2 separate regions of the Homo sapiens genome follow, and region 2 is linked to region 1. A link is an interaction called in ENCODE POLR2A ChIA-PET data of the cell type or tissue named here. Cell type or tissue: MCF 10A. All regions are shown on one strand. Each heading gives the region's core, and the rest is flanking DNA. Links, peaks and the distances in the headings are about the cores only.

What was found. ChIA-PET counts read pairs that join two places held together with the same protein. Peaks named below come from ENCODE experiments on the same cell type or tissue, not always from the same donor. Only the 100,000 strongest peaks of a DNase experiment are listed, where the experiment ranks them.
Region 2: POLR2A ChIA-PET joins it to region 1 with 6 read pairs; 1 of 35 experiments calls an interaction of 5 or more read pairs at or near these places.

What each region holds. Positions count from the first base shown.
Region 1 is chr10:29,893,616-29,898,013 of GRCh38, forward strand. No RefSeq gene overlaps it. Among named protein-coding and RNA genes, the nearest start is that of JCAD, 160 kb to the right of the region's middle. In MCF 10A, for the core only: no CTCF peak of the experiment used is centred there; a DNase peak (open chromatin) is centred at 2,016.
Region 2 is chr10:29,977,348-29,981,745 of GRCh38, forward strand. No RefSeq gene overlaps it. Among named protein-coding and RNA genes, the nearest start is that of JCAD, 80 kb to the right of the region's middle. In MCF 10A, for the core only: no CTCF peak of the experiment used is centred there; DNase peaks (open chromatin) are centred at 1,844 and 2,934.

The sequences.
Region 1 (4,398 bases), core at 79-4,078:
TCCCCATCTTCCTCAGTTATAAAGAGATTAAATTTATCCTACTTTTAAAATGTTTTTGTAAAAGGTATTGTTTCCTTAATTTGTTTTTCAGATTGTTTGGTGCTAGTGTATAGATACACTATAATTTTTGTGTTAATTTTGTATGCTATAATTTTACTGAATTTATCTATAAATTTGAACAATTTTGGGTAAAATCTTTAGGGTTTTCTACATGTAAGATCATGTTTTCAGGAAGCAGAGAAAATTTCACTTCTTCCTTTCTTATTTGAATGTCTTTTATTTCTTTTTCTTCTCAAATTGCTTTGGACAGGACTTCTTGTATAATACTGAATAGAAATGGTGAGAGTGGGGATTCTTATCTTATTCCTGATCTTAGAGGAAGGACCTTCAACTTTTTGCTAACTGTTGAGTGTAATGTTAGCTATGGACTTGTCACACATGGATGTTGTTGTGTTGGGGAATCATTTCTTCTATTCCTAATTTGTTGAAGTTTTTATCATGAAAGAATGTTGAATTTTGTCAATGCTTTTTCTGCATCTATTGAGATGATCACATAGTTTTTGTCTTTCATTCTGTTAATGTGGTGTATCACATTTATTGATTTACATGTGTTGAATCATCCTTGAGTTGGAATAAATACAACTTGATCATAGTGAATGATCCTTTTAACGTATTTTTCAATAAAGTTTGCTAGTGTTTTGTTGAGGATTTTTGTGTCTATGTTCATCAGGAATATTGGCCTGTAATTTTCTTATCTTGTAGTGTCATTGTCTTGCTTTGGCATCAGGGTAATTCCAGCCTCATAAAATGAGTTTGAAAGTATTTCCTCCCCTTCACATTTTTAGAAGAGTTTTAGAAGAATTGGTATTTGCTCTTCCTTAAGTGTTTGATAGAATTCAGCAGTGAATTCATCTGGTCTTGGAGTTTTCCTTGATGGGAGACTTCTTATTGCTGATTCAATCTCCTTAACTCATTTTTGGTCTGCTTAGATTTTCGATTTCTTCCTGATTCAGTCTTGGTAGGTTGTACGTGTCTAGGAATTTATTTACTTTTTCTAGGTTATCCAATTTGTTAGCATATAGTTGTTCATAGTATCGTATTTTGTGCTGTCGGCTGTAATGTCTCCTCTTTTGGTTTTGATTTTATTTATTTGAGTCATCTGTTTTTCTTGTTAGTCTAGCTAAGGATTTGTCCATTTTATTTAGATTTTAAAACAATTCTTAGTTTTGTGGTCATTTGTATTTTTTTTTTTAGCTTCTATTTTATTTATTTCTGCCCAGTAATAAAGAGGAAACTGAGGCTGGAAGAGTGTAAGTGGTTCAGGCAGTGATGATATAAATATTGTCACTTACGTCTGGCCATGTATTGACATAATGATTCTTCCTACCTACGTACCTTTTCTTTTTTTTATTTTTATCTTTTTATTCATTTATTCATTTTTGAGATAGTCTCACTGTGTCGCCCAGGCTGGAGTGCAGTGGTGCAGTCCTGGCTAACTGCAACCTCCGCCTCCCGGGTTCAAGTGATTCTCTTACCTCAGCCTCCTGAGTAGCTGGGATTATAGGTGCGCGCCACCACGCCCGGCTAATTTTTGTATTTTCAGTAGAGACCGGGTTTCACCATATTGGCCAGGCTGGTCTCAAACTCCTGATCCCCTGCCTCGGCCTCCCAAAGTGCTGGGATTACAGGTGTGAGCCACCGCGCCGGGCCCTATGCACCTTTTCTGTATGTCCGCATCTTAGATTGTAAGTTCTCAAGGCTATAGGTATCTTATGTATTATTTTTCCCCACGCATCTTGGATGCCTCCCCAGAGGTGAGTAGGTGTCCTATAAATGCTTGGTGGTGGAGAGGAAACAAAGAAAAAATTGTTTCTGGAAGCAGATTTTCTGGAAATTGCCAAAGAAAGCTGTTCGGCGGTCAGAGAGTGACCATTCTTCTGTCTGAAATGGCTTTAAAGAAATCCCCCTCCCCCGGGGAATGACTCAGTGCATGCCTGCCCCTAAGCTCCCTCCAGATGCTTCCCGAGGCTCCGCAGGGGGAGGTATGATCAGTGTCACTACCAAAGATTTCTGCTTGCAGCAACAATTTTTGTTACTTTTGGCAGATATATCTAGAGGATGGCCAAGAAAGGATGTGACATAAATTCAACAATTTAATTCTGAAAACCCCGTGGTTTCAATTTTGCTCATTTCTTGTTAGAGCTTTGTTTTTCCTCTGGTCATACCAACTGGACTTCCAGGGGATTATTTCTTCTTCCAAATTGAGGACATTTTCAGAGCCAAATTTTAGGTCTTTCCTGATTTAAAGGAAAAAAAAACAACAATGAAGGGATCGTGGGCTTGGCTTTGAATAATAGCCAGGGACACTACACAAAAAGACAGCTATTATTACACTTCCTAACAAAGTAATACTATTTTTACAAAACACCTTTTTTATGATGAAGAAAAATGTAATATTTTTATGGAACCTCTACTCAGAGGTTCTCATCATAAACATAATTTTAGCTTTTGGAAGTGGAAATGGTGCAGTCTAAGGATTAGATTTTTTTTTTTCTAAAGCATATTTGGAGCTAAAGCTATGAGTAAGTGCTTGAAGGAAGGCACCTCGACCCAGTGCTCCTTGAGAAGGCCTCATGGTGAGATGAACAGAACGTTGGATATACAGTCAGGAGCTTGGCTCACTTGAGTTCTGGCCCTGAGTGACCTGGGGGAAGTTATGACATGAGTTTTCTCTTTGGTAGGAGAAGGTAATCAGGCCAAACTCACCACAGTGCTGTAAGGATACATTCAATAGGATTATAATAATAGCTAATATTTTTTGAGAGCTTAGTATGTGCTAGGCACTGTGTTGAGGGCTTAAAATATATTCTAGCATTTAATCCTCACAACAATCCTCTAATGTAGGAACTATTACTCTTCATCATCTTACAGATACAGAGACTGAGGCATAGAGAGGTTAAGTTTCTTGCTCAAGGTCTCATAGTTAGCGAGTGACGGAACCAATGGCCAGATCTGGGCAGTGTGGCTTCAGGACTGTGCTCCAATTCACTATCATGTACTTTCTTCCAAGATAATGCATGTGAGAGCATCTGACACAATGCTTGGCACATAGTAGGTATTTGATTAGTTTTCACTGGATCTGTCCAATTCAAGCACAAACCCAGCATTTCTGTATAGCCCTGAGGCCTTAGCGGCTCAATATCAGTAATACCTGTGCTGTTAAGATTCAACAAAATTGCAATAAAATGTATACAACATTGACAAAATGTCATGCTGTCACACCTAGACGAAAATAAATTCACGATAAACTATCAAAGATAAAACTGCTTTTTGAGCATCAGGGGTTTCTTTCTCCTAGTTTGATCACAACTTCTGTATCCCTTGGCCCCCTATAGTATATCATCTAATTAACAGAATCTTCTGAGTAAAGATATGTCTTCCATTAAATATGCATTTTTGAGTATCCCCTTAGCTGTTTACTGAATAAAATTGCCCTTCCTTTATTTAAGAAACATTTAACTATATCCCCTATGTCCAGGACATCATATCAAATCAATCATAAAATGATAAAGAGGAGAAGGCATATCCAATCAAAACTTGCATTTTAATGATCTAGTTGCAAATGCATATGCATAGAATTTAATGTACTGGAATATGCCTTCTTGGCAACCTATATAAGCTTAGATACCCTGAGGTGCTACTGTTCTCCGCAGCTCACTCACGTAGAAATAAGCTCCTCTAACTTCAGTCAAATGCCTTTTTGTTCAGGTTATTCTCCCTAAGGATACCAGTTCTTTTCTCTTGGGAGTTCATGACAAGACAACAAAAAGCATTTTTTGAAATGAACTGAATTTGCACTATGGGTGAGGGAGAAGCTACAATATTTTATCTAGTCATTATTTTACAATGTGTAGAGTGTTTCAGATACGGTACAGAGCTCCCGCCTTCCAGAAGCCTAGAGTCCAGAGAAGGTGTCAGCCAGCTGTGGCCCATCTGGCCCTCTACCCGTTTTTGTAAATAAAGTTTTATTAGAACACAGCCACACCCATTCATTGAATTACTGTCTGTGGCTGTGTTTGCACTAAAATGGCAGTGTTGAGTAGTAGCAAAAGACAGTCTAGGGTCCCCAAAACCTAACATATTTTTGATTTGGCCTCTTACCAAGAAACTTTGCCAACCACCATTCTAGGGGGAGGTCCTATGAGAAGGATTATGTAATGGGCATATTATGTAACTAGATATAAAACAAATAGGATTATGGCATATAACCACCATAGAATTTTAAAATATGTTCAATTGCTGGATTAAAACTTGAGCTATCTCATGACTTTTTAAAGATTATTCTTAAATAATAAAATTCCTATATTCACAGTAAGTTATAAAATACGGTCTCCATTC
Region 2 (4,398 bases), core at 109-4,108, 84 kb after region 1:
TGGCTCAACTTAGCAGGAACCATGGATGGCCGGGGCCAAGTGCCAGCAACCTGTGCCAGAGCATGGACAATCTCATTTCATCTCATCAGCTGTGTTTCCAATGGAATCTTTTTTTAAGAGGAAGATTGTCCAGCAGAAATGCGATGCAAGCCGCAAATGCAAACCTCACATGTAATTTAAAATTCCTTAGTATCTACATTAAAAAAGTAAAAAGAAATAAGTGAGCTCATTGTAGATACCATTCCTAATATAGATACTATCCCTTAGTATCTACATTAAAACAGTAAAAAGAAGTGAATGAATTTAATTTAAAATGTATTTTATTTGATGTGAAACATTATTATTTGATGTAAAAAATTATCTTAACACGTGAAAAATATCGAAATATTATCTTAGCTCATGATCAATATCAACATTGTAATAGATCGTTTACATTCTTTGTTCTATTAAATCTCTGAAGCTCAGTGGTTATTTATACTTACAGCACATCTCAGTTCAGACTAGCCACATTTCAAGACCTCAACAGCCACATGTGGCCAGTGGCTGCCATATCATACAGAAGAGCTTTCAATCTGAATCTCTAGCAACATTGATTAACCTTCAACTCCTTTTTAGTCAAAAGAAAGTGAGCCACAGGATAGAACGAGCCAACGGTCCTAGAATAATCAGTAGTCAGAGAGTAGTGAGCTTTTGGCTGTTAGAATCTCTTTCCTGATAACAGATGAAGACAATAAACACCAGAAGAAGAATTTCTAGTCTTCTCTCAGTTCAATCTAACACATAATTAGTGCACATCTGTACCTGGAGCCTCTTTTCCTGTTTGTTTGGTTTTTTAAATTGTTTTCTCCTCACACATACTATATTTTATGCCCTGTGGACATATAAGCATAAAAAATTGACAGGAACTGAGTGAGATGTGGAAAATTTCATAATTTATTCAATAACATTAAAATAAAAAGCCAGTCGGGCATGGCGGCTCATGCCTGTAATCCTAGCCCTTCGGGAGGCTGAGGCGGGTAGATCACTTGAGGTCAGGAGTTTGAGACCAGCCTGGCCAACATGATGAAACCCCATCTCTACTAAAAATAGAAAAAAAAAAAAAATTAGCTGGGCATGGTGGCGAGCCCCTGTAGTCCCAGCTACTCTGGAGGCTGAGTCATGAGAATTGCTTAAACTTGAGAGGTGGAGGTTTCAGTGAGCCAAGATTGTACCACTGCACTCCAGCCTGGGCGACAGAGTGAGACTCCATCACTCTCGAAAACAAAAACAAAAAAAGAAAACATTACCATGCCCCATCCCATATTAATACATAATCTCTAATTAATAGGGAAACAGAGAATTTTGAATTACAGAAAATAAGGATTAAAAAGTCCAAAGAAAAATCATTTCAACAAAAAAGCAGTGTACTGGCCAGGCGTGGTGGCTCACGCCTGTAATCCCAGCACTTGGATCACCTGAGGTCAGGAGTTTGAGACCAGCCTGGCCAACATGGCAAAACCCTGTCTCTACTAAAAATACAAAAATTAGCTGGGCGTGGTGACACATGCCTGTAATCCCAGCTACTCAGGAGGCTGAGGAGAATTGCTTGAACCCAGGAGGCAGAGGTTGCAGTGAGCTGAGATCATGCCACTGGACTCCAGCCTGGGTGACAGAGAAAGATTCCATCCCCCCCCAAAAAAAAGCCAATGTATAAATATTTTTGCTTTCTCACCATCCTTTTTTTTTTCGGTGAAATTTCATAAAACATATTTTTTTGGCAAATGTGTTCTCATACTTATGCTTCACATGTCCGTTTATATTTTCTTTGGCATGCTCCTGGGCTATCTTTGTGTAGCTATTTGGGCAAGAACACTTTGGCCATAGGTTGCAGATGGATTTTGTTCCTCTGATTTGTTGAATAAGCAGTTCCTGCCTCTTTGGAGCTGACAACTGACCAGGAACAAGCAGACTTAAGGCAACTCATCACAGTTAGGTCTTGCAAAGCACTCAGGCTCATTTTGCTAGCCCACTGCAGCCTGGAAGAAATTCAAGGTGACTGAGAGTTGGCTACTCCCTGCATTTCTCTAACAGGTTATAATAAAAGCAAGCTGTAGACTGAAATTTGTCCCAAACAGAGACATTTGTTAAACAAATGCTTATTAGCTTACAGGCCAAAAGTTTAGATAACTAATTTGAAAGTTTGACAAAGGCCCAGTTTTCTGTCTGTTTAGGTATCCAAGTGTGTCCTTGCATGAAAAGACTACTCCAGATAAGAGCACATTCCATGGGTTGAATTCTACTGGCCTCAGGCAGCAAAAATCCACCTTGAGGCTGGGCACAGGGGCTCATGCCTGTAATCCCAGTACTTTGGGAGGCCGAGGCAGGTGGATCACCTGAGGTCAGGAGTTCAAGACCAGCCTGACCAATATGGTGAAACCCCGTCTCCACTAAAAATACAAAAATTAGCCAGGCATGGTGGCGGGCACATGTAGTCCCAGCTTCTCGGGCAGCTGAAGCAGGAGAATTGCTTGAACCCGGCAGGCGGAGGTTGCAATAGCCGAGATTGAGCCACTACCCTCCAGCCTTGGTGACAGAGCAAGACTCCGCCTCAAAAAAAAAAAAAAAAATCCACCTTAAACAAATGTCAGAAGCAAGACCAGTGGGGGGAAGCATCAGGACCATGTCTAAGAATAAAGGCTACAGGCTCTCTCATATAGCCAGTCCTTGAACAACATGGTTTGTTCAATGTCCTTAGGCTATAACATTGATGAGAAAAAAATCAATTCTTGGCCAAGGTCACTGTCTATGTGGATTCTGCACTTTCTCTCCTTGTCTGTGTGAAATCTCCCCAGGTACTGAAATTTACTCCAAATCCCAAAGATGTGCAAGGTTAGGCAAACTGATGTGTCAACTGGTCCAATCTAAGTGAGTGTGGGTGTGGCTGTGGGTGACTCCTGCAGTGGGATGGCATCCTGCCCAGGGCTGGGTCTTATCTGGCTCCGTAAGCTGCTGGGACAGGCTCTGGCCATCAGCAACCTTCAACTGGAATAAGTGCATAAATAATGATCATATTATTGTTATTCATCTCGTAAATGTCTATATAGCTCACAGTTATTTCAATGTTTTCATTTATTTCAATGTTTACTATTAGAAGTGTTTTGGTCTTTAGAAGTTTGGTGATGTTTTTGTGAACACAAACACACTGTAGGAACTTAACTCTCATTTATATCAGTTAGCCAAAACAAATTGGTTTTGTTATACCTCGTTTCACTTAAAGTCACAGTTTCCGGAAATCTATGGACACTGTTAAGTGAAGACTTACTGTAGAAGGGTGAGAAGTGTTTCTAAAATATTTTCTCCTGTCTATACATCTTGACTTCCTTTAATTTCACTAATGAGGGCTTATCGCTGGAATTCAACGTATCAGTCAACAATCCATTGTTTTCAAGCTAAAAAACCCTATTTCCAGTATTTATAAGCTAATTGAAAGGTTGGAGGGTTGATCAAGAATAGATAATAGGAACACTTATCATGGCTGCCTTCGGGCTTGGCTTTCTTCTGTTCACGGATGGCAACAAGGCCTAGGTGGCAATCCTTAAACTAATAGGAATTAGTAATTTCTGGGCCAGGTGCAGTGGCTCATGCCTGTAATCCCGACACTTTCGGAGACAGAGCTGGGTGGATCACTTGAGGTCAGGAGTTCAAGACCAGCATGACCAATATAGTGAAACCCCGTCTTTACTGAAAATACAAAACTCAGCCAGGCACAGTGGCGCACGCTTGTAGTTCCAGCTACTTGGGAGGCTGAGGCAGGAGAATCGCTTGAACTCAGGAAGCATAGGTTGCAGTGAGCCGAGATCATGCCATTGCACTCTAGTCTGGGCATCACAGCGAGACTCCATCTCAAAAAAAAAAAAAAAAAAAAAAAGGAATTAGTAATTTTATGCTGTCGCTGTCGAAGGACTCTAAAGTAGACTACAGACAGAGCCCTGTATTAGGAATAGGAGGATAGGGTCCTATGGGGAAGCCGAACAAAGGGATAGACTCTAGTCAAGACAGTAACAGAATTCCTCTCTGGGCCAGGTGCAGTGGCTCATGCCCAGCACTTTGGGAGGCAGAGGCAGGTGGATCACTTGAGCTCTCTCTCGAGTTTGAGAATTCCTCTCTGAAGTGACATTTAAACTAAGACCCGAGGCCAGGTGCAGTGTCTCATGCCTATGATCCCAACACTTTGGGAGGCCCAGTCAGAAAGATTGCTTGAGGCCAGGAGTTTGAGACTAGCCTGGGCAATGTAGCAAGACCCTCATCTCTACCAAAAAATTAAAAATTAGCTGGTCATCGTGGCACACGCCTTTAGTCCCAGGTACTTGGGAGGCTGGGATGAGAGGATGGCTTGGGCCCAGGAGTTCAAGGCTGCAG